2 separate regions of the Homo sapiens genome follow, and region 2 is linked to region 1. The links are chromatin loops, found by intact Hi-C in ENCODE. Cell type or tissue: endothelial cell of umbilical vein. All regions are shown on one strand. Links, peaks and the distances in the headings refer to the core of each region. The heading gives the core; the rest is flanking DNA. Region 1 holds the start of CPSF4L (cleavage and polyadenylation specific factor 4 like). Region 2 overlaps SLC39A11 (solute carrier family 39 member 11).

Region 1 (16,075 bases), core at 452-8,451:
CCACAGATCGCCTCCCACCTTCTTTCAAAGCCTGCTCAGAACCAGCAGGGACTGTCTTCCTCCCAGGCCATCACCCTCCCAGCATCCAGTGCTCGGAGGCCCCAGTAGCCGTCAGTAGCTGCCCCAGTGTTGGCGCTGTCTGGCCTCTGTGATACTTAAACAGGTGTCCAACATTCAGTCATCTAGACCAGGGGTCAGCAAGCTTTTTCTATAGAACACCAAACAGTGCATATTTTATACTCTGCAGGCTACTGGGTCTCTGTTGCAGCCACTGGACTCTGCCATTGTAAGCACCAGAACAGCCATGGCCATGTCCCAACAAAACCCTTTATGAGCACTGGAATTAATTTCACATGTCACAAAATATTTTGATTTTCCTCCCACTTTTTACAAACCATTCTTAGCCCCTCGCCTGTACAAAGACAGGCAGCAGGCTGGACTTGGCCCACAGGCTGTAGTTTACCAACCCCTGACATAGGTGCTCATCAACACTTGGGTCTATAGAGTGTGTGTGTCTCTCCATAGGGACTGAGCACAGTTCTCAATCAGGGCCAGCCCTGATTCCAAAAACCATGCGTGCTACCCAGCTAGCAGAAGGAAAGCCTTGGACTGGTCAACAGAGAAGTCCTACCCTACCCACAGCAGAGATTCTAGAGGTTGGAGAGTAGTCTGGGAGGAACAACCACATATATGTGTCCCACATGCATGATGACATGCCTTTCAAAGGAGAGTGAGGGTTCGCTGGGAACCATGCAGTGCTGCTGGGTGAGCTTCCCTGGGGAGCAGAAAGGAGTGGGAATAAAGGGATGAGGGATGACGGCACGTGCCTGCCTGCACTCACCTTCATGTAACTCGGGTTGAGTAAAAGATTCATCTTGGGACTAAGGGAAGTGGAGAGAGAGACGATTACAGCCCAGCTCTCGCCCTCCCATCTTCTGCTCATTAACATGCTCTGCGCCAGCCTGCTGCAGATTTCATATTTCAGAACCCTGTAGGGAAGTTGCCCTCCCTTAGCCAGGGCGTGAGGGAGAATTACAGAGGACTGGGGAGAAATGGGCATTAAGTGTTTCTTCTCTTATTACTAGAACAGTTTGTGAAAAGATCGACACCTATCCCCAGCATGAATACACATTAAGAGGATGGGTTAGAGTTCTGAGATTGCCAGGGTCAGGCAGTGGTGCCAGGAAAATACTGGAGCGGATGCTTGCCAGATGCTTCATTTTCCACTAAGGACCAGCGAAGGTATGGAAAGATCTAGAACTAGAAGGCCAGGCCTAGCACTCTGGTGGGAGTTGGTAACTGAGGGATCATACTTACTGAGCAAATTGGCACTTGGGTCCCTCGGGGCAGAAGCCAACTAAATAGTTGAGACACATTATTCTGGGGACATGGCGGTATTTACACAGAGGACCTGCTGAGCAAAGAGAAAGTGATGAGAAGGATCCGCTTCAGCAAGAGGGGAAAACACACATGAAAAAGCTCCCTAGGAAGGGTGTGGATGGTCATAGGGGCTTCACTTAATAGGGGTGGATAAATCTTCCCATCCTTTCTGTACCACCCTAAAGCATCCACTTCTAGCCATGAGACAGGGATGGGGAAAAGGAACCTTGGAATGTGCTGGAGCAGGTGTCAGCTGGCAAGTTCTGAAATAGAGTTGGAAATGTCACTGACATGCTGTGTCCTGGAGGACTGCATGGATATGAACCACACTTTGTTGCCTTTTATTTATTTAAGTATGGGAGGTACAGCTGAGAAAAAGCTGACCTGGCCGGGTGGGGTGGCTCACACCTGTAATCCCAGCATTTGGGAGGCCAAGGTGGGTGGATCACTTCAGCCCAGGAGTTCGAGACCAGCCTGGGCCACATGGTGAGACCCTGTCTCTACTAAAAATACAAAAATTAGCTGGGCATGGTGGCACACACCTGTAACCCCAGCTACTTGGGAGGCCGAGGCAGGAGAATTGCTTGAACCTGGGAGGTGGAGGTTGCAGTGAGCCAAGATCGCACCACTGCACTCCAACCTGGGTGATAGAAAGAAAAAAGCTAACCCCACAATCCTACTGATCTTCTCAGCAGCCCTCACCCCCGCCCAGATCCCTAAAACCAACAGCACTAAGAACTCCGTAAGAAAAACCTATCTGAAGACAAAGGAGAGGGAGAAACCCTGTTGCTTAGGGCATGGGAACCCTGCTGGGGTAAGCTGCCTCTTAAATTTGGCTGGCAGCAATGGGAAAGGTAGGACATGCTTAAGCAACACTCAGGACCCCCCAGGTGGGTAAGTGGAATGCGGAAGAGAGCACACATGAACTAAGCGTCTCCTATGGGCCTGACCCTGTGTCAAGAGCTTCCTGTGTGGTTCAGTAACTTGGAGAAAGGCATGCAGCTGATACATGCTGAAGGTAGGATTTGAACCCAAGTCAGTCTGCCTCAAGCCTGTTATGGCCCCACACCAGGCTGTGTTTTGTGTGTCACAGCAGAGCTGGAGGAGAACTACAGAAAGGCCTTCTATTTGGGGTTTCTCCAAGGCACAGCCTCATCAGGAAAATGGCCCCTCCCCTGCTGAGAGCTCCCACCCTGATCCCCACAGCCCCTAGGGCTCCCTGGCTTCCAAGGCCTCACCGTCCTTGCAGAAACCTTGGTCATACCAAGGACAGTCCTGGGACTTGAAAGCTGGCTTCACATGGAGGAAGGAACACTCCTTGTTGCTGCAGTCACCTGAAAATCCCAGCACTCTCTGTAGAAGCAGTTTCTCTTTGTGATCACTTCTGTGTCCCCAAACCAGATTGACCTTGCCCCTCACAAACACAGAAGACACTGGCCTTTATTCTGGGAGTCACCAGCTTTTTGAAGATGGAAAGTATGCCTAATCCTTGCTGCAGTCTAAAAAGGGTGGATCCCAGTCCTATTTGCTAAGCAGGGCATGGTCTGAATATACACCTCTGGAAGAGTAAGAGTGAGGGACCCCAGATGGAGAAGGAGGCACTGGAACTGAAGGCCATTAGAGGCTAGCAGGAACAAGGAGAGCCGAGAAGGCCTGCGACGTTAAGTGGAGATATTTCCATGTCGCTGTAACTGCAGCCCCCTCTTCATCTCTACTACAAAACCCATGCTGCCTGCAGAGCCTAGGGAAGCTGTTCCCCTTGGTGGAAATGCAAAGAAAAGCAGAGCCCTGCTCAAGGTGGCACAGGTATGAAAAGAAACATTCTACAGAGTGGGCACCTGCATTATACTAAGCCTGCGTCATCATCTCTCTATGGATTAGACCAAGTCTCAGGTTTAGTTTATTTCCTACAGGGAGCCAGCCCAGTAGGCCCAGGCTACCCAAGTGTCATTATTATTATTATTATTTTGAGACAGGGTTTTACTCTGTTGCCCAGGCTGGAGTGCAATGGCGCAATCTTAGCTCACTGCAACCTCCGCCTCCCGGGTTCAAGCAATTCTCCTGCTTCAACCTCCCAAGTAGCTGGGATTACAGGCATGTGCCACCACGCATGGCTAATTTTTTGTATTTTAGTAGAGATGGGGTTTCACCATGTTGGCCAGGCTGGTCTTGAACTCCTGACCTCGTGATCCGCCCACCTTGGCTTCCCAAAGTGCTGGGATTACAGGTGTGAGCCACCACGCCCGGACCCAGGTGTCATTTTAAGAGCTCTCTTAGATTTCTCTTAGGAAGAAAGCTCTGAAGGAAGCATGGGGGAAGATTCATCCCACTTTCACTTCATTCAAGTTGAGAACTCATGAATCTTTCCAACTTCATCCTCCTTAAATGTCTACAGCTCAGTGCTTTTCAGAGCTGAAGGAGCGTCGTAGCGTCTATTCCACTGATTTTCAAATTGCTCCAGGAAGATCTATTTTATACACTGGGCCTCTACAGAGCAAGGTTTCGCCTAAAGGAAAGTACCCCTAGGCCAGGCACAGTGGCTCATGCCTGTAATCCCAGCACTTTGTGAAGCCGAGGTGGTGATCCTTAGGATCACCTGAGGTCAGGAGTTTGAGACCAGACTGGCCAACATGGTGAAACCCCATCTCTACTAAAAATACAAAAATTAGCCAGGTATGGTGGCACGTGCCTGTAGTCCCAGTTATTCAGGAGGCTGTGGTGGGAGAATCGCTTGAACCTGGGAGGCAGAGGTTGCAGTGAGTCGAGATTGTGCCATTCCATTCCAGCCTGGGCAACAGTGCGAGACTCTGTCTCCAAAAAAAGAAAAAAAAAAAAAAAAAAGGAGAGTACCCCTGATTCCTAAGAGTTTAAAACCACCATTCTTTCCCAGCCCTCTCATTTCACAGAGAACGCCAGGGCTCAGAGAGGGGAAAAGGCCACATCCATTTCATTCAGCTTCCTCACGTTCATGAAGGGTTCATTTGTTCATTGTCAGTATACAGCACTGGGCAGAGTGCTGACTCTGGGCTTGAGCTTTCTAATGAATCAAAGTGACATCACCCCCTAGGTGATGCTGGCCAGCATTTGATGGATGGAGATAACAGAAAGTCATCTACACTGGTTGCCGTTCTGCTGCGTGCACGTCTCTGCATTCCTGGCCTGGCCAGCAGGTGGCAGCAGCACCTCAGCCTTCAATCCGCCTTTCAGAGACGGGGGTACTGGGCTGAAGACCCCGGACACCAGTCCCTTCCAGTGACTCTGTCCCACTCCTACACCTCCCCAACAACACTCTGATTCCAATTAGAGTGATCATCACTTTGATATTCGAAAGCCATATGCATTCATTTACTGTAAGAACAGTAGATTACATCTTGTAATCATGGGCTTACAAGTCTGTCCTCTACTAATTGGAGTTATCTGGGGGCGGAGGGGGACCTGGTCCTGTTCCTGTATCCATGCCCAGGAGCACCTGATCCCCAAACAAACACCGAGGGCTATTGAGGGAATAACTAAGTAGGTGGCATTTTATTACTAAAGTCACAGAATGCTAGGCAGTGACCAAGGGGAACTTGGATAAACATTGTCCTTTCAGGGGAGACATGGGGGCAGCTCTCAGGAACTGCCATGCCTTTGCCTCCCAGGAGCAGGCAGGAAATGGAATATTAGCCTGGGTGGGGCTCTGACTGGCCTAGGCAATGCTTTGCCTCCTTCTCAGGTACCCAGGACCCTCCCATTGGCACTAATGAGGAGCAGCCGCTTGGGGGGCCCTGAAGCTGGCTGCAGCCACATTTGGAAGCCAAGCCTCCTGAGTCAGGGGCATCCAGGGGATTCTGCCAGCTCTCTCTTTGTAGGTCACTCTTTATGGAATACAGTTGGAAAACCACTGGACTAGATAATCCGTAAGGCTCCTTCCAGCTCCGAAAAGCTCTGAGCTGTAGAATCGTATTGTGAAGGGTGAGACCTGAAGCACATTTACAAATTCCTTTCTTAAGTAAGCGGGAAAGTGGCTGCAGCTGCCCCATAAACAGTCCCTTGATTAAAAGGACAAAGGAGGCCGGGCACCGCAGCTCACACCAATAATCCCAGCACTTAGGGAGGCCAAGGCAGGTGGATCACCTGAGGTCAGGAGTTCAAGACCAGCCTGGCCAACGTGGCAAAACCCCGTCTCTACTAAAAATATAAAAATTAGCCGGGCATGTTGGTGGGTACCTGTAATCCCAGCTACTCAGGAGGCTGAGGCAGGAGAATGGCTTGAACCCGGGAGGTGGAGATTGCAGTGAGTCAAGATCACGCCACTGCACTCCAGCCTGGGGGACAGAGCAAGACGCTGTCTCAAAAAAATATATAAAAATAAATAAAAGGACAAAGGATGCCTTGAAGCCAGAGGGAGGTAAGATGCTGGTCCAGGCTTGACCGCACAAGATGACTTTAGGTGCTAGACCTCTGAACCTCATGGATTTATGTTTACAATGACCTTTGATTTCCAACAAGTGATGCTAGTTCTCCGTTTATGGAAACAATGCAAAGTTTCTTCTAAAGTAAGAGTTAAAATAGCAAGACCGTTGGAAGAGCAGACAGTGGTGCTGGGGCTTTGAGGGTACAGCAGGCATCGTGAATGTGGCTCTGAAGGCCTGATATTCGAGAAGTTCTAGCCGGGGCCTGAGAGATGGCTCATTTGAGACATTTCAATATAGTCAGGCTGGGTGTGTGATGAACCAAGAATGGGGAGAGAAACAATCCCTTCTTCCCTTTTGGGGGTATCTGGTATGCACCTTGATCCAGGGGGCAGTAAAGGGCAGGGACTTCAGGGTGCACTTCTGCTTGTCTAGGGGTTTGGAGAACAGACACCTGAGACTCAGACAGGTCTCTCTGGCCTCCAGGGACATGTCCAGCCTCCTCTGCGTGCCCGCTCCTCTAGAAACCTTCCCATCTCACAGCCCACACTGCCACCCTCCAGGGTGAGGCACCGAGCCAGGAAGAGGCCTTACCAAACTTGGAGTAGAAGTAGCACTCAGGCATCCTGGTGAGGTCATACTGGTGCAGGAACTTGCAGTGATCACCCTTCTTGCAGAGCCCCCGGAGCCAGTGCTTGCATACCACCATCTTCTCCCCTCGGTCATGTCGGAAGGGGCAGAGTTTCCCTGGAGATGCCAGAGCACCTGGCTGGGAGGCCCCTCATCCACAGCCTGGGCCCAGCTCAGCCCTCCAGGGGATTCCCCAGGAGGGTACCTGACTCAGTCCCCAGCGGCTGTCCCCTTATCCCTTCACCTGGACCCTGTAGGGGCTGGAACTGGGAGCCGAGGCAGCATGAAGGGAGAGCTTTTTTTTTTTTTTTGAGACAGAATCTCGCTCTGTCGCCCAGGTTGGAGTGCAGCGGCGCGATCTTGGCTCACTGCAAGCTCCGCCTCCTGGGTTCACGCCATTCTCCTGCCTCCATTTCCTGAGTAGCTGGGACTACAGGCGCCAGCCACCACGCCCTGCTAATTTTTTGTATTTTTTAGTAGAGACAGGGTTTCACCGTGTTAGCCAGGATGGTCTCGATCTCCTGACCTTGTGATCTGCCCACCTCGGCCTCCCAAAGTGCTGGGATTACAGGCGTGAGCCACCGCGCCCAGCCAAGCTCTTGTTTTTGAGATGGCGTCTCGCTCTGTTGCCCATGCTAGAGAGCAATGGCACGGTCTCAGCTCACTGCAACCTCCACCTCCCAGGTTCAAGTGATCCTCCTGCCTCAGCCTCCCAAGTAGCTGGGATTACACCTGCAACTACACCCGGCTATTTTTTTTATTTTTAGTAGAGACGGGGTTTCACCATGTTGGCCAGGCTGGTCTCGAACTCCTGATCTCAGGTGATCCATCCGCCTCAGCCTCCCAAAGTGCTGGGATTACAGGCTTGAGCCACCGTGACTGGCCAGGGCAAGCTCTTCTTAAAGCACAGCTGTTCCCACTACCACACCTTTGCCCATCCTTCCCATCTGCCTGGAGTGCCATGCCCTTCTCCAGGGAAGTACCTGGGCTCAGAACAGCTGCCTCCTTTTCATTCCCAGAGTGCCTAACACCCCCTCTCGTCCTGCCAGGGAGCGGGGCCAGGCTTTCCAGCCCAGAATCCCCACACCCAGCCCAGCCCCTGGCACATAGTAAGTGCTCAGTAAGGGTGTGTTGAATTCCCATCTTTAAAAACATCAAATGTTATGCTTCCCGATTCCAGAGACCTAACAGGGTGACAGAAGAGCCAACTTTGTAATGATTTATAAGGAATATTCCATGGAAATGTTACATTTAACTGCTTTATCATCTTCACTCAAGTCTGCCTTGCTATTAGCAGGAAGGACACCCAGTTCCTAAGTTTCTTTAATTTATTTATTTATTTGAGACAGGATCTTAGTCTGTTGCCCAGGCTGGAGTGCAATGGCAAAGTCATGGCTTACTGTAGCCTCAACCTCCTAGACTCAGGAGTTCTCCCATCTCAGCCTCCCGAGTAGCTGGGACTACAGGCATGCACCACCACACTGAGCTAATTTTTTTATTTTTTGTAGAGACAGGGCTTTGCCATGTCATCCAGGCTGGCAGTTCCTGAGTTTCTAAGCAGGTCCAGCCTCATGCCTGGCCAGTTCTCTGACATAATTTGGGGGCTAGGGGAGGTGTTCTTTCCATTTTTCCTTTTTTAAAAAAAAAAAATTATGTTTTGTAGAGATGGGGTCTCGCTATGTTGCCCAGGCTGGTCTTGAGCGATTCTCCAGCCTCTGCCTCTCAAAGTGCTGGAATTACAAGTGTGAGCCTACTCCCCCGGCCAAGGTGCTCTTTTTAAATACCCCTAACCTCCACCCCTGGCTATTGACTTGCTTGGTTCTGACCTTCCACCATAATAGCTTTCTTTCTTTGCAGAAGGGTGTTGCTAGGAACCACTGCTCTAGGGACTGGTTGGGCTGAGCTGAGGAGATGCCACTCAGTCCACATTGAGCCTGCAGGGTCCTGGGTGCACAAGGCCTTGGGCGACCAGTGATCCCATTTCCCTTCTCCCTGTATGGTCTAGGGCTGGCCCCAAGACAAACAAGGCAGGTGGGCGAACATGGCCCCAGGTCCTCCTTTCCTGGTCCCCTCCAGCCCCCCAGCTTCCAGGGACAGACTCATTTGGATCAGAAAACATGTCCTAAACTCTCACACCAGTGAGATTTCTTAACCTAAATGTATAGGCAAGCGGGAGGAAGACAGGGAAACCCTAAAACTGGAAGCCAGTTTTTTTTGGCAATTGTATATTTCTGTTGAAAGAGCCTCTACATGAGCCATGAGCCAGAAGAAAAGTTGAAAACTCTTATATTTGAATCAGGCCTTCCCAGAATGGCTGCATTTGGGGAGAGGGGCCTAGGAAGACAGTATTGACCCAAAGTCAGGGCAGGAGAGAAGTGGAGGATGCTTTTTGATAGCATTTCAAAGATGGTGGCAGGTGCTACCTCAGGGCATAGGGAATGGATGAGACAATTGACCAGTTTACAAACTGAGTCAGAGCAGGGGACTGGGGGAGAAGGATGCCTCTCTTCTAGCTGGGAGGAAATCAAGAAAAACATTAAGAAGCTGGAGCCTCCTGGGAATGCACAGGCCAAAGCTCAGACACACGCCCATCCCAGCAAGGCAGAAAGAAAAAAATACCCCTTTCCAGGCAGCCTGGTTACCCTGATGCGAACTGCAAACTATGAAGACTGCTGCTGAGGCGGGAAAATCTTAGGGGAGGGGCAGGCTGCTCGGTGGATCCAACCACTTATCCTTTGTCTACCTGTAAGTCTAAAATTCTGCTCCATGGCCGGGCATGGTGGCTCACGCCTGTAATCCCAGCACTTTGGGAGGCCCAGGCAGGTGGATCACCTGAGGTGAGGAGTTTGAGACCCGCCTGGCCAACATGACAAAACTCCATCTCTACTAAAAATGCAAAAATTAGCCGGGCTTGGTGGCATGCACCTGTAGTTCCAGTTACTCGGGAGGCTGAGGAAGGAGAATCGCTTGAACCCAGGAGGCAGAGGTTGCAGTGAGTTGAGATCACGCCAGATCACTCTAGCCTGGGCAACAGAGCGAGATTCCATCTAAAAATAAATAAATAAAATAAAAATAAAATTCCGTTCCATCCCAATTTTCCCTCCCCAGGTGCAAATTCGACACCCTATCCCAGGCCAGGCAGAGCCCCTGCTGGGTGTAGCTCAGACAGACCCTACACTCACCCAGCTTGGGGCCCAGGCCTGTCTGCTAACTCACCTTTCTCACAGAGCCCTTTAGTGAAGAAGTTGCACACAGCTGAGGCCGACTCTGGAAGGAGAAGAGGGAACGGAGAAGGTAGCTTCCCCAGAGGCTGCAGCTGTTCCGGAAGCCTCCACCTCCATCGGCATGTCCCACCTAGACCTCCCCCAGGCTCTGGCCTATGGGATCCCAAATCTGGGCCCTGTAGAGGTTAACCTGCAGAGCCAGCCAGCAGACCTCAACCCTTAACCCCCCAACTCTGAAACAGAGGAGCTCGAGGGGCTCAAGCCTGGCCCAGGAGCTCGGGAGGCCAGTGTGGCTTCTCTCAATTCACCGTCTCTCTGTGCCTCTCTTTCTCAGTCTGGAAAATGGGTTGCCCCGAAGCCACAGAAGAGAGAGACAGAGAAGGGGCGGTCGCATCAGGGAGTTGAGCAGAGAGGCCTGTAGAGAAGGAAGGGGGAGGGAGGCTGGGCGTGGTGGCTCATGCCTGTAATCCCAGCACTTTGGGAGGCCAAGGCGGGCGGATCACGAGGTCAGGAGATTGAGACCATCCTGGCTAACATGGTGAAACCCGGTCTCTACTAAAAATACAAAAAATCAGCTGGGCGTGGTGGCGGGCGCCTGTAGTCCCAGCTCCTCGGGAGGCTGAGGCAGGAGAATGGCGTGAACCCAGGAGGCAGAGCTTGCAATGAGCCGAGATTGTGCCACTACACTCCAGCCTGGGCTACAGAGCGAGACTCCGTCTCAAAGAAAAAAAAACAGAGAAGGTAGGGGAGGGAAAGTGGCCCCACCCTCACTCACTGTCCATGCCCTGGAAAGGCAGGAGCCCAGTGCCCTTCTGCATCTCGACATCCTTCTCGAAGGCAAAGGTGAACCGCTCTAGCCCCGCAATGACCTCTTGCATCTTCCGTCTCCTGCTGGGGCTGCGGAAGCTGCTGGAACCCAGGCAGGTGGGCCCAATATAGCTCATCAGAGGCCCTTAAGGGGCCAGCGCCCAATGCCTCCCCCTTCACCCCAGGGTGCCAGTGGCCAGGTGACTGCAGGGGACGCTCCAGCCTGGGCTGTACAGGAGCAGGGCCCAGCTGCCTCACCCGGCCCACCCAGTGCAGGGGCAGACACCCCAGGGCCCCTCACCCCCACACTGTGTACACAAGGCTCACTCGGATAGGGAGGGATTCGCAGAGCCCCACAAACTGCTTATCTTTGCATGTTACCGAACACAAACGTGGCGTGCACACAGACATTACCAAACCTGGGCTCATACTTTGTCCATGAAGACACAGCCACAGGTTAGCAAAGAGTTGCACAAACCAACCGCAGCAAGGCTGTTATTCTGCCAGAGCTGGGGGTGGTGGGGGTTTGCAGAGGGAGGGAGCCGTCCCACCTCCCCGCTTCTTCCCATGAGGGAAGGGGTCTCCCTCTGGGGCCCCTGACACCCCTTTTCTGGCCTGAGTGACAAGCCCCGAGTGAGCTCTTCGTGGGAGACAGGGAAAAAGGAATGAAGAGGAGAGGAACTGAAACAGTTGGATGAATGGCGCTTTGTTTACCTCGCACACAATCGCCAGCTTGGCGGGAGGGCGGAACCGACCAAGGCCAGGGCGGCCTCCCAGCCAGGATTCCACAGGGCCACCCAGTGCCACCCCACCCCTGAGAAAGTGCTTTATAAATGAAATCTCTATGCAAATGTTGTTTTATTATTATTACACCACCCCTGCCTGCAGGGCTGGGGACATCTGACAATGCTTTCAAAGGAGCATGTTAGGGCTCTAATTAGACCAGGTTCCCCCTCCCCCTGCTCTGGCCCCAAACTGGCCTTGCCTCTAACTAGAGCTGCTGTTCTCAGTCACATTGGCTTTTAATGCCCATAGAACCAGAACCCATACGCCCTCCTTTCTGGGTGCCCAAACCCAGCAGGGAGAGGTGGGCAGCCCCGCAGGCTCTCAGCTGGGCCAACATGAACTAGCCTGCTGGCTGTTGTTCCCCGTGGCTGTTGCTCCTAGATCTGTTCTTTTGAACTCCAGATCAGAAAAGAAAATAGCTGGAGAGATAGACACCTGGAGCCGAGGTGGGACTGGGAGGAGCAGGGACGAGATCCAAGAGTTTCCAGAAGCTCAGGCCTCTGACTGCATCCTGGGAGAGGCAGAGGGACCCAGCTCCAGGGCTAGAGGGTGGGGCCAAGGGGGTCCCTGGGGTAGAAACCCTGGCTTCTCTTGGCCTTAGTTGTATGCGTTGATTAGTAGTCCCAAGAATGCATTCATCTGTCAACACAGGCTCATTAAAGGCTCACAGAAGCCTGGCAGCGCAGGCAGGACTGATGAGGGAATCAAAGCCCAGGGAGGCCAAGACCACATGGTTTGGGAGGCGCTATGGATGGGGTTCACATCTAGGTCTCTTGATGACTTCCTTCCCTAAACATCCCTGAGCATCTCTGCACTAGGGCCACGTCCCTATCCTCAGAGATGGCCCCATCAAGGAGGGGACATTAGCCATTCACACAATAATGCGATGGAGGCATGAGGGGCCCAGCAGGGCAGGAAGGGGTAGCAGGCAGAGCTCTCTCAATGGAGAGTCATGATGATGGGGAGAGAATGTTCTGGAAGAAGGCCAGCAGTATGAAGGTTGGGGCATGGAGCAATGTGAAGGCTGAGGAGGCGCTCAAGGGTTTGGTTTGGCAGAAGCGGGGGTAAAGAGGTGGAATGGGGGCAATGAGGCTTAAGAGCTGAGAAGGGACCCAACTCTGGGGGGCCTGCTGGGGCCAGCTTTGGGGGGAAGTGATCGTGAAGGCAGCAGAGCCACCACAGGGCTCTGAGAACTGTACATGGCTCTCTGAGGGATGGTCGGGGGAAGACTGGACAGGGGCTGCTTAGAGGATGAATTTTTTTTTTTTTTTTTTTTTTGAGACTGAGTCTTGCTCTATTGACCAGGCTGGAGTGCAGTGGCGCGATCTCGGCTCACTGCAACCTCTGCCTCCCAGGTTCAAGCAATTCTCCTGCCTCAGCCTCCTGAGTAGCTGAGATTACAGGCCCACACCACCACACCTGGCTAATTTTTGTACTTTTAGTAGAGACAGGGTTTCGCCATATTGGCCAGGCTGGTCTCGAACTCCTGACCTCAGGTGATCTGCCTGCCTCATCCTCCCAAAGTGCTAGGATTACAGGCATGAGCCACCGTGCCCAGCCTGGGGATGATTTTTTAAAATCATGAGAGCCCTGGGGATATAGCCCAGAGATCTTTCTGCTACTCTGGTGGCCTGCAAGAGTTAATTGATGAGGGATGAACATGAAGGAGACTCCTGGTTAAGACTCCTCCCTCCAGCACCCCAGCTTCTCTGCTCCTCCACCAGGGGCTTCCCATCCCACTTCTAGGTGCCTGGCCAGCAGAGGTGTGTGGTGGGTGTCACATGGATGAAATCCCTTCTCCCAGTGGCTCATCATTAGTTTGGCACACAAACAACGGGGCTTGCATTCATAGTTTTTGCTTATTCAAAATACCTTCTGCAGTAAATTGAACTGGCTACCCAAAAAGTCTAGGTCTAGGCCAGGTGCAGTGGCTCACGCCTGTAATCCCAGCATTTTCAGAGGCCAAGGCAGGAGGATCACCTGAGCCCAGGAGTGCAAGACCAGCCTGGGCAACAAAGCAGGACTCCCATCTCTACAAAAAATTAAAAAATTATTAGGTGGGCATGGTGGCACATGTCTGTAGTTCCAGCTACTTGGGAGGCTGAGGCAGGAGGATTGCTTGAGTCCAGGAGGTTGAGGCTGCAGTAAGCCATGATTGCACCACTGCACTCCAGCCTGGGTGACAGAGCAAGACCCTTTCTTCAAAGGAAAAAAAAAAAAAAGGCCAGGCATGTTGGCTCACTCACGTCTGTAATCCCAGCACTTTGGGAGTCCAAGGTGGGTGGATCAACTGAGGTCAGGAGTTCAAGAGCAGCCTGGCCAACATGGTGAAACCCCGTCTCTATTAAAAATACAAAAAATTGGCTGGGCGCGGTGGCTCACGCCTGTAATCCCAGCACTTCGGGAAGCCGAGGTGGGCGGATCATCTGAGGTTGGGAGTTCGAGACCAGTCTGATCAACATGGAGAAACCCCGTCTCTACTAAAAATACAAAATTAGCCAGGCGTGGTGGCGCACACCTGTAATCCCAGCTACTTGGGAGGCTGAGGCAGGAGAATCGCTGGAACCCAGGAGGTAAAGGTTGTGGTGAGCCGAGATCGCGCCATTGCACTCCAGCCTGGGCAACAAGAGCGAAACTCTGTCTCAAAAACAAACAAACAAACAAACAAACAAACAAACAAAAATTAGCAGGGCATGGTGGCAAGCACCTGTGGTCCCATCTACTTGGGAGGCTAAGTCAGGAGAATCGCTTGAACCCAGGAGGCGGAGGTTGCAGAGAGCCAAGATTGCACCACTGCACTCCAGCCTGAGCAACAGAGCTAGACTCCATCTCAAAAAAAAAAAATAAAAATAAAAATAATAAAAATAAAAAATAAAAAAAATCAAAGTCTTAACCCCTGGTACCTGTGAACATGAACTTCTTTAGAAGCAGGGTCTTTGCAGGTGTCATTCGGGTAAGGATCTCAAGATGGGACATCCTGGAATTAGGATGATTCCTAAACCGAGTAACTGGTGTGATTATGAGAGAAAGGAGAGGGATAATTGAGACACAGGCACAGAGGGGACACAGAGAAGGCCATGGGGAGACAGAGGTGGAGACTGGGGTGACCCAGCTTCCGTGGATGGCCAAAGATTGCCATCTGCACCAGAAGCCAGGAGAGAGATGTGGGACAGACTCTCCCTCAGAGCCTCCAGAAGGAACCAACCCTGCCTATATCTTGACCTCAGGCTTCCAGCATCCAGAATGTGAGAGAATGAATTCCTATTGTATTCAGCCACCTTTGTGGTAATTTGTGACAGCAGCTCTAGGAAATGAATAGACCTTCTCACTTGGCATTCAGATTCAAGGCTGGGCGCGGTGGCTCATGCCTGTAATCCTAACCCTTTGGGAGGCCAAGGCAGGAAGATCACTGGAGCCCAGGAGTTCGAGACCAGTCTGGGCAACATGGTGAGATTCCATCTCTACAAAAAATTTAAAAATTAGCTAATCATGGTGGCGCATGCCTGTAGTCCCAGCTGCTACTCAGGAGGCTGAAGCAAGAGGGTCCCTCGAGCCCGGGAGGTCAAGGCTATAGTGAGCCATGATTGCACCACTGCACTCCAGCCTGGGTGACAAAGTAAGACTCTGTCCCAACAGAAAGAAAGAAAGAAATTTGGTTTGGGAAGATCCCACCTTTTTTTTTTTTTTTTTTTTTTTGGCTGAGTTTTGCTCTTGTTGCCCAGGCTGGAGTGCAATGGCGCGATCTTGGCTCACCGCAACCTCCGCCTCCCAGGTTCAAACGATTCTCCTGCCTCAGCCCCTCGAGCAGCTGGGATTACAGGCATGCGCCACCACGACTAGCTAATTTTGTATTTTTAGTAGAAACGGGGTTTCTCTATGATGATAAGGCTGGTCTCGAACTCCCGACCGCAGGTGATCTGCCCGCCTTGGCCTCCCAAAGTGCTGAGTTTACAGGTGTGAGCCACTGTGCCTGGCCGACCTCACCCCTTTTACAGATGAGCAAACAGACACCCAGAGAAGTTGAGTGATTGTTAAGCTTTGCTGAGGCCGGGGGAGCTGCCCCACCTCATGGCTCTTGAAGCCAACGAGTGTCCCCATCGTACAACAACAAAAAGCAGTGCCCCAGCCCTGGGATGTCCCCTCTGAAACCTCACAGCCCCCTCTTCTGTGCCCTGGAGCTTATCCCTAGCCCTTGTGTTTCCGTTTATTAATTGATTCATGGTGCTAAGTGGACACTCAAATCGCTGTACAAACAGAAGTGTGAATTTTTAATCACCATCATTATGAGGCTCTCATTTAGCTCGGGCTGCAAATTTCTGAATCGTCATCATCCAGCTCCTTCCCCTTTATTAATGCTCTGCTCTGAAAAGCGGGGGTGGAGGTGGGGGGAGCTTTGGAATTCTCTGGCTGCAGGGCCTGGCAAGGTCATTCATGCCCATGCCCCCGGCCTGGGATCAACGGCAGCCAGTGCTTTGCTGGACAGATCGTGGCCATGACCACCTTTCTTTTATCTGGAGTACCTGCCTTCCTCTCCACGGAGCGCCCTGCCTTTATGGCGACAGTGCAGACAGGGGCGTCAGGCAGGTCAGGGTTCAAATCCAGCCTTTGTCAGCTACCAGTCTACATCCTGGGTCAGGCATTTAATCGCCTCTCTGAACCCCAGATTCTGCATTAGTAAAATGGGACCAATGCACACCATGTCCCTGGAGGACTGAGGATCAGTGAAAGTACACGTGGTTGCCTGTCACAGGAGTGGTTTTTGTTGTTGTTGTTTTATTTTTGAGACAGAGTCTTGCTCTGTCCCCCAGGCTGGAGTACAGTGGCGAAATCTCAGCTCACTGCAACCTCCGCCTC
Region 2 (16,075 bases), core at 2,710-10,709, 530 kb before region 1:
AAGTCTTGAACTCCTGGCCTCAAGTGATCCTCCTGCCTCAGCCTCCCAAGTAGCTGAGATTACAGGCATGAGCCACCATGCCTGGCTAGACAGAAGTAAGTCAAATCCTGAATCTACCAGGTTCAGTGGCTCACGCCTGCAATCCTAGCACTTTGGGAGGCTGAGGCAGGCAGATCACCTGAGCTTAAGAGTTGAAGACCAGCCTTGGCAACATGGCAAAACCCCGAATCTACTAAAAATACAAAAAAAAAAAAATTAGCCAGGTGTGATGGCACATGCCTGTAGTCCCAGCTATTTGGGAGGCCGAGGCATGAGAATCACTTGAACCTGGGAGGTGGAGGTTGCAGTGGGCCAAGATCATGCCACTGCACTCCAGCCTGGACAACAAAGACTCTATCTCAAAAAAAGCAATCCTGAATCTGCCTCTTACCAGAAGAATGACCTCTGAGCATTTCCCCTGCCTCCCGAGGCCCCGTGGCCACATGTCCATACTGGGATGGCAGCGAGGACTGAGCAATGCATGTAAGCAGCACCAAGTGCCACATGTCCCCACGAGTGCGACACAAGCACCAGTGCTCCTGAGCTGCCTTTCTTGGCGTACCAAGCAGAATGTTTTAAAATGAAGACCCTGCCCCCCAGAACTAAACCGCACCCACAGCTCCCTCTGTAGTGGCCTGACCTTCCTCAGCAGGCTGCCCTGGAAGACAGAATTGCTTTCTTCCCCAAGTCGCTTGTAACAAGCTGTTGGGGAGGACGGACAGGGCAGCAGTGGGAACGGAGAAGAGAAAAGAAGTGTGCGTCATCTCCAGTGCCCGGGAAAGCCGCAAGGAAACCACACTGCCATTTTCAGAGAGCTTGACGGGGCCCTCCCTCCCCCAAGGTCTGCTCCAGGCTAACAGAGTATACGTTGTGCAGAGATAGCTTCCTGTGCCAAGATGTCCAATCCCTGTCGCCAGGGACTTGGGTGGGGGTGGCTGGGGGCAGTGGCAGAGGAGGAAAGGGCCGCAGCATAAAAGCCCCTTGTGCTGCTCATGGAGGAGACGCTGCTGCCCGGCGGATGGGGGAGGGGCAGCACTGTCATCTTCCTTTTTGCTCTGAGAAGGTGACTTGTGTGGTTAGATGGAAGGGGCCCCCAAATGAGTCCAGGAAACTGGGGCGCAAAAGGGAAGCAGCTCGTGTGCTTGTGTGGTCTGGAGGGGCCGACCCTTGCCGTCGACACCCCTAGCACAGAGCTGACCACGCATTGCCTGGTTCTGGGTCCCGTGCAGAGCATAAAAGAGGTGACCCAGGCTCTGCTCCCAGGGAGGACACAGGAGAGAGAAAAACACCACACAACGAAGGCTGGGGACAAGGGCTGGGCAGTACCAGGGCCAGGGCTCATGAGCATGCACAGTCCATGCTGTGATAAGATGACGAAGTCAGCCTGGGAGGGCCTCGGGGGAAAGAGGGCAAAGGATGTGAAGGCCCCTTATAAAGCACGGAGCTCTAGAAACAGGAGTAGAAGCAGTGGGAGGGCAGAGCAGCCAGGCACACTCACAGACCCTGCTCCTGGACCTGGGCTCCGAGTAGCCAGGCACACTCAGAGACCCTGCTCCTGGACCTGGGCCCCGAGGCTTGGATGTCAATTCCCTGCAGACAGTGGAAGCTACTTCTGAGACAGTTCTTCTCCTGGGGAGGCAGGGAGTGGGGAGTGCTTGTCCTGGACCTGAGTGGAAATAGAAATGGGCTGGCCATCTAGCTGTAGGATGTGTCATGGGTGTGCCAGGAAGCAAGAGCAGTAGCTTCACCATGGACAGTGCTACCTACCATCCACCAGGCTCCACTCAGGGAGCTTTTCCTAGAGAAATTCAGTTCATTGGTCAGAACAATCCACTGAGGTAGATACTATTATTCTCATCTTGCAGATTAGGAAACAGAGGCACATAAGAAAAGCAACGCATCAAGGTCATAGACCCAGTTGATGAAAGAGCCAGGATTTGAACCCAGGGAGTCAAGCCCCAGAATCCATGGTCTTATATAGCATCAATAGTGCCTATTCATCCCCCGAACACATACAATGAGGTATGAGGGGGTCTGCAGTAAGTTAAACTTGATAGGAAACAAGACCCACCCACTCCCCCAGGCTCTCCCACTTAGCTTCTCCTCCTGCCTGGCCAGGTCGCCTCATAGCCTAGAACACCCCAAAAGAGGTAGGTTCTGGGGCCAGAGACTAGACTAGGCACAGACTTGACTGCTGTCCCTCGCCTTTTTTTTTTTTTTTTTTTTAAGTTTTGAGACAAGGTCTTGCTCTGTTGCCCAGGCTGAAGCGCAGCAGCGCGATCTCGGCTCACTGCAACCTCTGCCTGCTGGGTTCAAGCGATTCTCCCGCCTCAGCCTCCTGAGTAGGTGGGATTACAGATGCATGCCACCATGTCCGGCTAATTTTTGTATTTTTACTAGAGACGGGGTTTCACCATGTTGGCCAGTCTGGTCTCGATCTCCTGACCTCAGGTGATCTGCCCACCTCACCCTCCCAAAGTGTTGGGATTACAGGCAAGAACCACCATGTCCGGTCTTGACTGCTGCCCTTACTAGCTACGGGGCTGTGGACGAGAGGCATCTCAGTGCCTCAATTTTCTACATCTGTAAAACAGGGCTCATCTTGGGTCCATGTGTGATGATTCAAGAGAATGAAGGTAAAAGACAGCACAGGACTGGGCACACAACAAGCACTCAGCAGAGCTCCCCTACATAACACTCATCATTACTGTGGTCCATGGACCAAGATGCAGGATGTGGCCCTGAGAAAGGCCCTTGTCATGATGATGCTCTGTGTTTGAGAAACAGAACTTTAAAAGTTAAAATTGGCTGGGGGTGGTAGCTCATGCCTGTAATCGCAGCACTTTGGGAGGACGAGGCAGGCAGATCACTTGAGTTCAGGAGTTTGAGAGCAGCCTGGCTAACATGGCAAAACCCCATCTCTACTAAAAATACAAAAATTAGCTGGATGTGGTGGTGCATGCCCATAATCCCAGCTACTCAGGAGGCTGAGGGAGGAGAATCGCTTGAACCTGGGAGGCAGAGGCTGCAGTGAGCAGAGATGGCGCCACTACATTCCAGCCTGGGCAACAGGCAAGCCTCCATCTCAAAAAAAAAAAAAAAAAAGTATACCCTGTAACTCAGCTGTGAATTAAAAAATTATTTTTCTCTCGGATATTATTCTGTCCCAGGGCCCCCATTTCCATGAAGTAGCCAAAGAAAAAAAAAAGGTCAATCCAAAGGAATTCAGTATCTTCCAGTATCAATTTCTTTTCCATGCTAATGATTCTCTTTTGGGATAATACTTAGGAATTCAAGAATCGAGATCCCTCCTAGGGCTGTGACTTCCTTCTCTCAAAAAGACTCCCCTTCCCTCCCTGCCCTCCTCTCATTGATGGCTTCTGCACACAGGGAAAGACAACAGGGAAGCAAAAGTCAAGGGAACACATTTTAAAAATACACCGTCCAATTTCAAGAAACTAGATTTTCAACAGATGAAAACAGTAGCAGAATAAATTGCAGAGTCCAGATCATCTTGTCGCATTGCCCAATGGAGTTCAAACGGATTAGTTTGTATCAAGAGCATAATGACAAACCAGGTATTATTATGCAAGGTTTTCATATTGTTTTACAGAATTTGAACTGGGGTGGGGTGGGGGAGGGAAAAAGTAAGGTCTTTGGAAGGTCTTTGGTCTTTCTGTTTGGAAGACAGAAAGGACTTTGTTTTATCCTGAGCTCCTGATTTCATGAACTAATTTCTGGTGGTAAATAACACTTTTTTTTTTCTTTTTTGAGACAGAGTCTCGCTCTGTTGCCCAGGCTGGAGTACAATGGCACGATCTCAGCTCACTGCAACCTCCGCCTCCCGGGTTCAAGCGATTCTCCTGCCTCAGCCTCCCGAGTAGCTGGGATTACAGGTGCCTGCCACCAAGCCTGGCTAATTTTTGTATTTTTTAGTAGAGACAGGGTTTTACTGTGTTTGCCAAGCCGGTCTGTATCTCCTGACCTCAAGTGATCCACCAGCCTCGACCTCCCAAAGTGCTGGGATTACAGGCATGAGCCACTGCACCTGGCTGCACTTTCTAGAAGGGTGATCTCTCATAAAATAATTCACTGACCATGGCGGTCTACGATTGCATCTTTCCTTCAATGCCTTCACTTTGAAAAATATAAAGGGTGGCCGTCGTTTGTCAGTCTTTACATATTTGGGGGACGTCTTCATTGTCCAACAAAGCCCAACAGTCTCATAGCCATGGATACAATCTGCCTTTCTCACATGATGCACGTAGAAACTGAGGCACATACAGTAAGGGCCGAGTGCTCAGTCAGGTTGTCAGGTGCTTGTCAGGTGAAGTCCCAGATGCTTCATAGAGAGATGTCACCAGGAGGACAGAGTGCTGAAATGAGCACGTGTCTTAAAATCCCTCCCAGGATTTTCTTTGTCTTTGTAGGAGTGTAAGAGTGTGTGTGTGTGTGTGTGTGTGTGTGTGTGTTTGCAGCCTAGCTGTCAGGAGGTCTGGATTAGAGAATTTCTCCATCCTTCAAAGGAAAACCATCTTTCAGAGTAAGTAGTAGCAGGAAGAGATGGATGACAGTAACTGGATTTGTAATACCAGTGAGGCCAACCCCAAACACACACAACCATCACCCTACATGTGGATTGTCTGTGCTAGGAGAAGAAAGTACAGGCGTGAAGAGTGCTAACTTCAGAACACCCCAAAATCAACTAGATTTTTCTTTTTGCCATTTTTGAGGTGATACATTTACTTTTCGAATGACTTCCGTTGAATAATGTTATTTGTTCCATCAGTCCTGGGGAGTGAAGAAAGTGGGTCGTAAAAGTCTGCCAGACACAGACGAAGCCAGACCAAGATGGAACCTTGTGGGCAATCTCAGGTTAGCAGGTAATCAGATCATTCACCCATCTGTCCATCTGTTTATCCAATTCAACCCAGAGATTCACAAGCACCAGGCTCCATGATGGCATATTTTGCAGGCAAATGGCTATTAAGTTCTTCATTCTCCTCCACGTGTTCTGGAAAATCACCAGGTTTCCAGGTAACGACGGGATTGTATTTGTCAGCACAGAACTGGGGATGTGGAGGACAAAGTCTCCAAGGAGTAGTTCTTCTTCCCTGGTAGGATTTCTCAGTCAAAGAAAAATCTTAGACGTGCAACTATTGGGCGATCAGTGGTGCTAACACGGGAACACACATCTTACTGGCAAAACACTGTCCCTTTTATTTTTTTTTTTCTGTAAAACGTTGCTCTTATTGGGAGCTTGAAAAGCATTATCATAAAAAGCCATGGGAAGGGAGAAGGGGAGAGGAAAGAGAGGGACAGAGGGGGATAAGAATTGCCCAGGTTTGGACAAGGACTCTGGAGATGAGGCCCAAGATGATTCATTTCTCCCTGTTCGCTTCCCAGCCCTCAATCCCATCTGGCTCCTTTCATTTGAGTTTTCTATTGCAATGCACAAAACAGATAATTTTCCAAAAGCTTGCTCAAAAGCTTCCAGGTGGTCCAAGAATGGGAGGGGCACTTCTTGCAGTTCAAATGGGACAAGAGAAAAAACATCAAGAAAGCGGTGGGGGGGAGTGAGCTTCAGAGGGGAAGCTGAGACAATGAGGAAAGCAGACCTTTTGAGACATCCTGGATGTTCCCTCCACCCTCTGAAATGGAAACATGACCAGCTACAGACAGATCAGCTCTTAGAGGGGAGGAAAGAGCCCCAGGGTTCAGGAACCAGGAGCTCTGACTTGAGTCATCCCTGATGACTTCCTTTTCCACTCTGAGACTTCAGTTTCTTCACTTATAACATTAGAGACTTGGGCTAGATCAGGGATTTTCTGCCAAGTGCAGAGGGGAACTTTCATGGAAAGGGTGGTATCTATTCCATCCAGAGTGTTCGCTTAGGAACTTGTTCCAAAAGCTCAACTGCTAAAAAAAAAAAAAATACTTAAGAGGCAAGATGATCTTTCAAAGTCATGTCCAGCCCACCAGTCCTACAAATTCAAGCCTGTTTTCCCAGTTGCAGTTGATGAAATAACTATTCTAAGTTCTCTCTCTCCAAAAAGATGAATCCTGTGCTCAGTGAATCTCTGTGGATTGAAGGGATGGATGGATGGACAGACTGATGAATGACTTGATGGCAAATTACATAGGATGGTGAGAACCTGTTTGATCCTGGTCTGGCTTTGCCCATGCATCCGGTGGACTTCCTTGGCCTGGCCCACTTTCTTCACTTCCCAGAACGCATGCAATAAATAACATTATGTTTTTAAGTCACTAGAAAAGTAAATGTCACCCTCTCCCCTCCAAATGGCAAAAAGAAAAACTGAACTGATTTTTGGGTGTCTGGAAGTGAGGACTTTTCGCACCTCTATGCTCCCCTGCTAGGGTAGACCATCAAAAGCTTGGAGTAGCTTCTGACACTTTAATTGGCCCATTTCACATTTCTACCCCTCTACGTAGGGTCACATAAAAGCTATACTTTTATTCCCAACATGGGAAAATAAGACAATAACGAGCTTTATAAATGCTTAATTAAATGGGGGGTGAAAAATCAGGGTATAACAGCCAGAATATAAGGATGTTACTATTTTGAAAAATATCCAAAGCAAAGTTGGACATGTCCAAAGTTACATGTAACTTACATATATGGTCCTTAGCCTTCTGCAGATACACCTTCTGTACAAGCCGAACATAGATTTGGATAGCGACACACAGTCACCTTTCCTGGTCAAACTTTTTCCTTCTGGTACTGTGTCTAGCAACCTATGCTACCAAGCTACCGCGTGGTGGCGCCGTCTGTCCACCGCTGCCAGCCGGCACTTTCAAATTCCACTGTCTCTTTGTAAGGTGAGGCTGTGTAGTGTGGCAGGATGAGCCAGGAAAACTGAAGAGAAGGAGCTGCCAATAGATCACTCTAGAATTCCAGACAGGGTAGTGTGATAGGTTCAAGAGAAGAGCTTGCCTGCATAAAATAAAATTGAGAGCACAATGTGCGATTGCAGATAAAGAATAGAACAGGATTGTGCCGAAGTGACTCAAGGGTGGGAGGGGCATTTTTCTGCTGTGAAAGGGTGGGGACAGTGGGATCAAGATGTCAAAGTATTTTCTCCACAAGTACCTTAGTGTCCTCAGGCTGGGTCTCCAATTCTCAGGCTAAAAGCCACTCTCCAGGGAGACCAGGCTGGGAATGCTGAGACCCAAGTTGCTAGGCAGGGAGGAGGTTAAGATCAGCAACTTTGAGGAAGTAAGGGTCTCCCTAGGATGCTCCACGAGTCTGGGAGACTGAGTGCTGCCTGGGGCAGGTCTAGGCATTGCAAGAGCAGCTGCATGGAGGCTTGGAGGGAGCCAGTGAAGACAGCTTGCTTGTTCAAAGATGTTAGAGTGAACTATAATTAAAATGTTTCCATGTGAGTTCTCCGAGACTCCTCCCCGCCACAACAATGAAGTCTCCTTTGTAACTTCTCTACAGGTAACCTGCAAGCATGCTTTCAATAATCTACAGGATGCACACCTGGAGTCCCAGCTACTTGGGAGGCTGAGGAGGGAGGATTATTTGAGCCCAGGAGGTCAAGGCTGCAGCAAGCTATGATTGTGCCACTGCACTGCGGCCTGAGCAACAGAACAAGATCCTGTCTACACACACACACAAACACACACACACACAATCTACTGGAGCAAAAGTAGAGGGGCTGCTTGGACAGGTAGACACACATGTAACGTATCTTACACATACAGACATGCTCATCTACTAGCTAATGTTGATGAATGACCAGGAAAATATGTCAAAATATGCCACTTTTCTTTCTAAATAAAGGGTTGCTTTGTTAACTAATGGCTGCTGTCTTAAATAATTGTTAATATATCAACATATATATGTATAAGCCAGGGGAAAGGATTTATCTGACTTACGATCTTTCCTCTTTGATCAGAGAGGCAAACATATATCTTAAAATTGGTTTTGATGCCTCCATGTGTAATTTAATGGGCTATACTACATCCAAATGTAGACTAATCAACCATGCCTCCTTTACCAAGTGTCTGGGTGTTGATTAGCAGTAGCTGGTCCGGTCATATCTTGGGGATGTGTTTTGTGGACTATCCATGGCACACTAAAGTTCGCAGCCAGCCTCCTCTGCTGTGCACAGCCTGCTCTGGGATGGCCGCTGCACCTGTAGGTCAAGGCAGGTCCACAGACTACAAACGTCTCTTGACGCGTGCTTAGTCAAAGCTTAAAACAGGAAGTGGTATGTGAAGCTGAGTGTTTAAGCATAAACAGTCTTACTCTCCCTGCTGGTTTGAATGATGCCTGCCACTGAGTGAAGTGGGAGCTGAGGGCATGTCTCCTCTCCAGAGAACATGTTCTTTGAAGTGACGATACAGCAGAAAGGAAAACCGCTTAAGCATGCAATTCCCCAAGCACATACGGTCTGAAGAATTCCTCTGTGATTGAAACAGAAAGAAACTGCTATGGGACCAGAACAGAAAGAAGCAAGCTGGGGCCAGGCACAGTGGCTCACGCCTGTAATCCCAGCACTTTGGGAGGCCGAGGCGGGTGGATCACGAGGTCAGGAGATGGAGACCATCCTGGCTAACACGGTGAAACCCATCTCTACTAAAAACACAAAAAATCAGCCAGGCGTGGTGGCGGGTGCCTGTACTCCCAGCTACTCGGGAGGCAGAGGCAGGAGAATGGTGTGAGCTCAGGAGGTGGAGGTTGCAGTGAGCTGAGATCGTGCCACTGCACTCCAGCCTGGGTGAAAGAGTGAGACTCCGTCTCAAAAAAAAAAAAAAAAAAAAAGAAAGAAGCAAGCTGTGTTTCCCTTGAACTACAGGCCTCCCTCTGCTGGCTGAGAGTCTTCCTAATTCAGGAGACAATGACCTCTGAATGAACACCTTGGTGCAAGCTGACCTGGCCAGGTAGGGAGGTGGACAGATGGGAAGGAGCTGGGGAGGGCTCCAGGAAGGTGAGGAAGTAACGGCATCTGTACACCAGATGGCAGCAGCCACACACACATGATAGGCGAGGTGCCTGCCTGTCTTCTTCCCAGGTCAGAAACCCCTGAAGTGGGAACTGAAGACAGTGCCTTCTTGGAATAGTTCCTTTTCTTGTGGGTGGCTATAATGCCACAGGCGACGTTTATATGAAGCCTCCTGCTTCAACAGACAGGGCACAAGCAAGAGGTCATAAAAAAGACAGTTGGCCTCAGAGTATTTAATGATGAATATGGGCTAAAAACAGGGATTGTGTCCACTAAAGGAGGGGTCTAACGCTTTCTGAAAAGGGTCAGATAGCCAGGTGTGGTGGCTCACGCCTGTAATCCCAGCACTTTGGGAGGCTGAGGCAGGCAGATCACTTGAGCTTAGGAGTTGGAGGCCAGCCTGGGCAAACTCAATCTCTACAAAAAATACAACAATTAGCTGGGTGTGGTGGTATGTGCCTGTAGCCCCAGCTGCTTGGGAGGGATGCTGAGGTGGGAGGATCGCTTGAGCCCAGGGGGTCGAGGGTGCAGTGAGCCATGATTGCACCACTGCACTACAGCCTGAGTGACAGAGTGAGACCCTGTCAAAAAGAAAGGGAAAGGGAAAGGAAAGGAACAAAGGAACAGGGAGGTCAGATAGTAAATATTTTCAGCTTTGCAGATAGTAAGTATTTCCAGCTTTTCAGCCTTAAGATTTCTCTGGCCATTATGCAGATCAGCCACTGTAGCACATATGGAGCCAAAGACAATATGTAAACAAATGGGTGCGCGTATGCTCCAATAAAGCCTCATTTCCAGAAATAGGTGTTGGGCCAAATTTGGCCCGCAGACCATAGTTTGCCAACCCCTCCACTAAAGGAGTCATAAACTATCTGGCTCAGTTAGCTTGGTGCACGTGTACCCTGGGCCTGTACTGGGTAACGCTTTCCCCAATCTGTGTAAATGGAGTCCTTCTTCCCTCTCAGTTCACTCCACGGCACGAGATTAACCTACGTCTCCTTGTCACTTGGACTCAAATTCTCCCTTCTCCCTTCCACGCGACAACAAAATCAGCTGGCAAACGCTGTCTGTGGGTTCTGTACGCAACAGCTCTTCCTGGGATCAGTCCTCATTCTCATGGTCATCACAACATCCAGTATCTTCTTCATTGCTGCTAAAACACACAGCAGTGGGGTGGGCTGTAAATATTCTTTTTCAGTTGGTGCATTCTTCACACTGGTTTATCTCCCCACCTGCTCTCCCAGATTATTTTATCTTAGCCAGATGCATGTTTGAGTTACCTCTTGGGTGATGTCTCTTGCCTGCATCGGAACCCACCATAGTTGCCAACTTTTTGCTGAGTAATGCACCTGTTTCTTTCCTGCCTCAATCCAATCCTTTATTTATTTAGTTTTATTTTTTTTGAGGCACAGTCTCTCTATTGCCCAGGATGGAGTGCAGTGGCACGATCACGGCTTACTGCAGCCTCAACCTCCCTAGGCTCAGGTGGTCCTCCCACCTCAGGATTCAGAGTACCTGGGACTACAGGTGCATGCCACCCCACCTGGCTATTTATATATATATATATATATATATATATATATATATATATATATATATATATATTTTTTTTTTTTTTTTTTTTTGTAGAGACAGGGTTTCATCATGTTGCCCAGGCTGGTCTTGAACTCCTGGGCTCAAGCAACCCACCTATGTCAGCCTCCCAACATGCTGGGATTACAGGCATGAGCCACTGCAACCAGCCAATCCAATCCTTTAGACATACCTTCTCTAAAGCACCAGAAAATTCTATCTCAGTCATATCGGTTTGTCCACCAGCCCTGAAAAAACCTTGGCACCTACCTTGGCATTTGCTCAGAGTACTACCTGCCCTTATCATCCCCTTACCAAAGCAGACCACCCCTATGCTCCTGATGAAATGTAGACCATTCTATGAAGAGCCCTTGAGAGGAGCAAAAAGCTTGCCTGTCTTCTACTGGTTTCTTGGTCTGGCTTGGATCAAGCCCTTTGGAGCTTGGACTGTGTTAATCTTATGCCGCCTATGGGCTTAACTGTCGATTAATAAATTACTATGGGTATCTTTTCTGCTATTGACTTTCAACTATATCACATCGAAATCAAGACAATGCGGTCTGAATGGCATTGATCTTAGGGTATGTATTCTGACTCTCTCTGTGGCAGAGCACTCTAATCCATTTTAGGAACCCTCACGTGGCTTGAAATGAACGTAAGCTTTCTAATGACTGGGCTACAGTTTATATATGTCCACTGCATGCATTTTGTTAACTTAATATCTGCGTCATCTACAAGTATCAGACAGGGACATTAAACTCCCCCACCATGACTGTGTTTCTCCTTGCAATTCTGATGATTTTTCCTTTAAACAGTTCGAGGCTTATGTTGCTAGGCGCCTACAAACGCAGCATCAGGATGTCATTCTGGTACATTACTTCCCCTTTCCTTAAGTACTGACCTTTATCCCTTATCTGGCTTTCTGCCTTCAAGTCTGGTTTGTCTGAGACAAAAATGTAATACCCGCTTTCTTTTGATTAGCGTTTGCCTTGTATCTTTCTTCCTTTCAACTTTACCATGTCATATTTTAGGTGTGCCACTTATTAATCACTTAGAACTGAACATTTAAAAAGCAAAACCTCTTTGAAGAGATGAATTCCACCATCTGACGGCTGAATTATTTCACTTTGATTTTCCATCTCTCTTCCCAGTGTTTATTCGTTCATGCATTCTCACTTCCCTCCTCCATCCTATACCTCTCTCTCTCATTAGTAGTTGTCCTTTTAGATTCACTAGCATATTATTATTTTTTGAGACAAGGTCTTGCTCTGTCACCCAGGCTGCAGCACAGTGGTGCAATCACAGCTCACTGTAGCCTTGACCTCTCAGGCTCAAGTGATCCTCTTGCCTCAGCCCCCTGAGTAGATGGGACCACAGATGCACACCATGATGCCTAGATGATTTTTTTTCTCTTTTATAGAGATGGGGTCTCCCATCTTTATACTCAGCCGAGCAATAGGAACTATAGGTGTGCGCCACCACGTCCGGCGAATTTTTTGTATTTTTAGTAGAGACGGGTTTTCACCATGTTGGTTGGGCTGGTCTCGAACTCCTGACCTCAGGTGATCCGCCCGCCTCGGCCTCCCAGTGCTGGAATTGCAGGTGTGAGCCACTGTGCCCGGCCAGCCATGCCCATTTCTTTACGTATTATTTAGGGCTACCTTGGCACTTGCACGACAGTCAGTCAAGCAGTTGTGACAGAGATTATATGGCCCACAGGCCATCTGGAATTCTAAGAGAAAGTTTGGCAGCTTCTACTCTAGAATGGCAGTTACTTTTTCTTGGCACTTTGAAGACAGCATTCCCCTGTCTTCAATTAGAGCTCAGAAATCTTCTGTGAGTTGAACTGTCGTTTCTGTGTAGAGAATCCGTCTCTGCCTCCGGTATCTCCAGATTCTGTCCCAGTCCCTGGTGGATATGGTTTGGATCTGTGTCTCCGCCCACATCTCATGTGGAATTGTAATCCCCAATGTTGGGGGTAGGACGTGGTGGGAGGTGATTTGATCATGGGGGCGGCTTTCCTCCTTGGTGTCTTTTGTAAAACTATTATATTATTATAAATCTATCCATTATTAAGTATTAAAAAGTGCTTTCATTTGTGCAACCTTATGCAGTTTTTTTTTTTAAATAAACCTTTCATTTTAGATTAGCTTTAGGTCTACAGAAAAGCTCAAAGATAGTAGAGAGAGTTCCTGTGTACCCTGCCCTCAGTTTCCCCTATCGCTAGCATCTCACTTTGGATGGAACATTTGTTACAACTAAGGAACCCATATTGGTGCATTCCTTTTTTTGTTTGTTTGTTTGTTTGTTTGTTTGTTTGAAATGGAGACTTGCTCTGTTGCCCAGGCTGGAATGCAATGGCGCGATCTTGGCACACTGCAACCTCCACCTCCCAGGTTCAAGAGATTCTCCTGCCTCAGCTCCTGAGTAGCTGGGATTACAGGTGCCCACCATCACGCCTGGCTAGTTTTTTGTATTTTCAGTAGAGGTGGGGTTTCACCATGTTGGTCAGGCTGGTCTCGAACTCCTGATCTCGGGTGATCCACCCACCTTGGCCTCCCAAAGTGGTGAGATTACAGGCCCTTTTCTTTTCTTTATTTTTTTCTTTTCTTTTCTTTTTTTTTTTTTTTTTTTTTTTTTTGAGACAGAGTCTCGCTCTGTTGCCCAGGCTGGAGGGCAGTGGTGAGACCTCAGCTCACTGTAACCTCAGCCTCCCAAGTAGCTGGGATCAAAGGCACCTACCACCACACCCGGCTAATTTTTGTATTTTTAGTAGGGATGGGAGGGTTTTGTAGGCCAAGCCGGTCTTGAATTCCCGACCTCGAGGGATCCGCCCGCCTCGGCCTCTCAAAGTACGGGATTATAGGCGTGAGCCACGGCACCTGGCCATGTGCATTACTTTTAACTACACTATATTCAGATTTCACTAGTAACTACACTATATTCAGTGTATTCAGATTTCACTAGTTCTTCCCTAACGTCTCTTTCCTGTACAAAGATCCCATCCAGAACAGCGCCTCGCATTTAGTCTCCTTCGTCTTCTCTGGACTGTTTCTTAGACTTCCCTTGTTTTGGGACCATCTTGGCAGTTTTGAGGAGGGCTGGTCAGGTATTTTGTCCCTCGGTTCGGGTCTGTCTGATGCATTTCTCCTGCAGTTTTGTTATTTCTAGTTTTGTGAGTGCTATCTTTCCTGCGCAGCGGCATGTTTCCCTCTGTGGTTTGTCTGTATTTTATTTTCTATTTGAGTGTAAGTGCAACCGTACTTAAGAGTCCTCCTCCTTGCCCCCAGGCATCTGGTGTGGCTGGTTAGTGGAAGAGTTAGGGCTTTGTGTAGGTAAGGACTTTATGTTTGTTCCTGCTAGAGCCTGAAAGATTTCTATTATCCTAGGCCAGTATTTATGCTCTTTATTTGAGGTTTCTGGTACAAGATAGAGTATAAAAGTTTGTACCATACACCCTTTGTGTGATGCAGGTCTAGGGTTTTCCTATCCTGCACATCATTTACTATGCCCTATACCCCATCTCTCTGTCCAAGATCCTGGAGAGAGGACAAGTTGCACACGCAAGTTCCTGGACCAGTGGGTGGAGTTTTATAGTCCCTTTTACAGAAGGCAATGCCTACAAGCCCTGGTCTTTAGGCTGGGCTGTTTCAGTTCCCTGACATCCAAGGGCAAGGGCACGGCTCCATCCGCTCCATAGGCAAGAGGTCCAACCCTCAATCCTTTGAAGCTCTGTGAGGATCTGAAACCACCTACCACGGTGTCTTTGATTTTTCCCTTTATTTCTAGCATCTGGCATTTCTTTCTCCTTAGTCCTTGGCTGTGTAGTAAAAACCATGTTTACTAGTTTGTTTGTTTGTGGTGGGACATCCATGTCAGCTGATCTCACCATGTTACTGGAAGTACTAGTGACAAATGTTCAGCTTCTAGGAAGAGTTTTTTCATACAAATTGTGTTTTCTGCAATGACTAGCAAAATATGAGACATATACCACTACTCACTAAAGAACGGGTGCATGAATGAATGAATGAATGAATGAGTGGAGACCAGGACTGCTCAGAAGATAAGCTAAGCATCTGCAGCCTCCGTGGAGGCTGGACTGGCTGAGTCTGGGAGACTCCGGGCAGGCAGGGGCTGGTGCACAGTCCCCCTGCCTGGCACTCTGTGTCACAGTGGTCCTGGCCTCATGCGGCCTTATTCAATGCTGAGGACCACATGATTTCACCAATGGCTCATCCAACAGGGTTGCCTGTTCACTTTCTACTTTCATCATCTTACAGTGTCAGTGCCTTTTCTTTTCCCTCTTGAAAGAGGGAACTGAGAATGAGTGTGGGTGGATTTAGTGCAATTGATCAAGCCAAAGTCTCATCCTGGATTGCAGGTGGTCATCTAAGGCAAGATACTGCCTTGGTGTATGAACCCCATAGCAGGCTGTTTCTGCAGGGCTGGCTTCTCTGGACTCTACACACAAGCACAGATGCTGGTTCGAAAGCCCCAGCATTATGAGATAACTGGAAGCTGCAGCCCTTGACCTCCTTGTGTCAACAGGCACAACACTGGCCCCGACCTGCTATGAGTTGAGCATTCTACAGCCTTGCAGGGTGGTAGGCTCTGCCTGTCCAGGCTACAGTTCAGCACATACCTTTCCCTCATGGCTACTCAAGTGGGAAATCCTCACTCTCCACTATCCTTTTGTCCCTATCCTCCCATGAAATCCTATGTGTAGTGTGAACTAAAGGCAGAGAAAGCTAACAAGTCTTGGCCCAGGGGCTGTTCTACATCTTGCCACCCAAGAAGAAGATGCCAGACATTTAGAGAGGAGGGAATCACAAACTCTACACGTTTTTCAAAGTGGGGAGAATGGGCTGAAGGGTCTGCTTGAGGGAATGTTCTTCCCTCGTTCCTTCTCTGCAGCCTGCATTGCAGGGGTCCCCTGGCCCCAGTACTCTGTGGACATAGTGGCAATGGCAGCACAGCTCCATCATTCCTGCCCCTCAGGCTGTGACAATAATGGGTCAGGTGTGGGGGCATATGGACCCTCCAGTGATGCTTGTATAGCAGAGGGTCTCGTGAGGCTGAAAACACCAAGGCCTGCTGCCCCGACTCCACCCCAGTTAGAGGATCCTGTCGAGGGCTTTTGTAACTGAGAGAGAATCTGTTTGGTCCGGGGAAGGGAGGAGCTGAGTTGGAAATATTTTTGCTCCACTTTCTTCCAAAATACTTATAAAGACTGGCAGAAAGTGCAGGTGACAGAACAGAAGAACATCGGAGTTGACATGATGATGTCGCGGGGGACGTGGTGCCACCAGAGAGCCTGGCCTGTGAGTTCCATGCCTGGGGCACAGCTGTCACTTGCTGGGCACAGACCTCTGCAGCGTGTGCGGTTTCCTGCGCTCTGGGAGGACTTGGCCTTTGAATGTTTATAAGGTCACACCCTCTGGGCTCTTCAGCCCCGTGGATACTGCTTGACTCTGAAGTCTCTTGTGGTCTAG

What was found. A loop is a pair of places that touch in the nucleus more often than their neighbours do. Peaks named below come from ENCODE experiments on the same cell type or tissue, not always from the same donor. Only the 100,000 strongest peaks of a DNase experiment are listed, where the experiment ranks them.
Region 2: a loop joins it to region 1, with 6 times the contacts of the local background. A loop is called at or near these places in 45 of 110 quality-filtered maps.

Annotation. Positions count from the first base shown.
Region 1 is chr17:73,251,313-73,267,387 of GRCh38, forward strand. It overlaps CPSF4L (cleavage and polyadenylation specific factor 4 like), which reads right to left and starts at 10,568. Exons shown (of 6, transcript NM_001129885.1): 1 at 10,404-10,568; 2 at 9,621-9,671; 3 at 6,369-6,521; 4 at 2,619-2,714; 5 at 1,318-1,411. The coding sequence starts at 10,506. RefSeq lists an enhancer at 4,259-4,388. In endothelial cell of umbilical vein, for the core only: a CTCF peak has its summit at 4,544 (motif pointing right); a DNase peak (open chromatin) is centred at 4,549.
Region 2 is chr17:72,718,843-72,734,917 of GRCh38, forward strand. All of the region lies in intron 7 of SLC39A11 (solute carrier family 39 member 11), which reads right to left. Among named protein-coding and RNA genes, the nearest start is that of LINC00511, 86 kb to the left of the region's middle. RefSeq lists enhancers at 425-1,103, 1,104-1,781, 6,699-6,768, 8,848-9,142 and silencers at 2,464-2,679, 6,819-6,888. In endothelial cell of umbilical vein, for the core only: CTCF peaks have their summits at 6,798 (motif pointing right) and 9,014 (motif pointing right); DNase peaks (open chromatin) are centred at 6,819 and 9,019.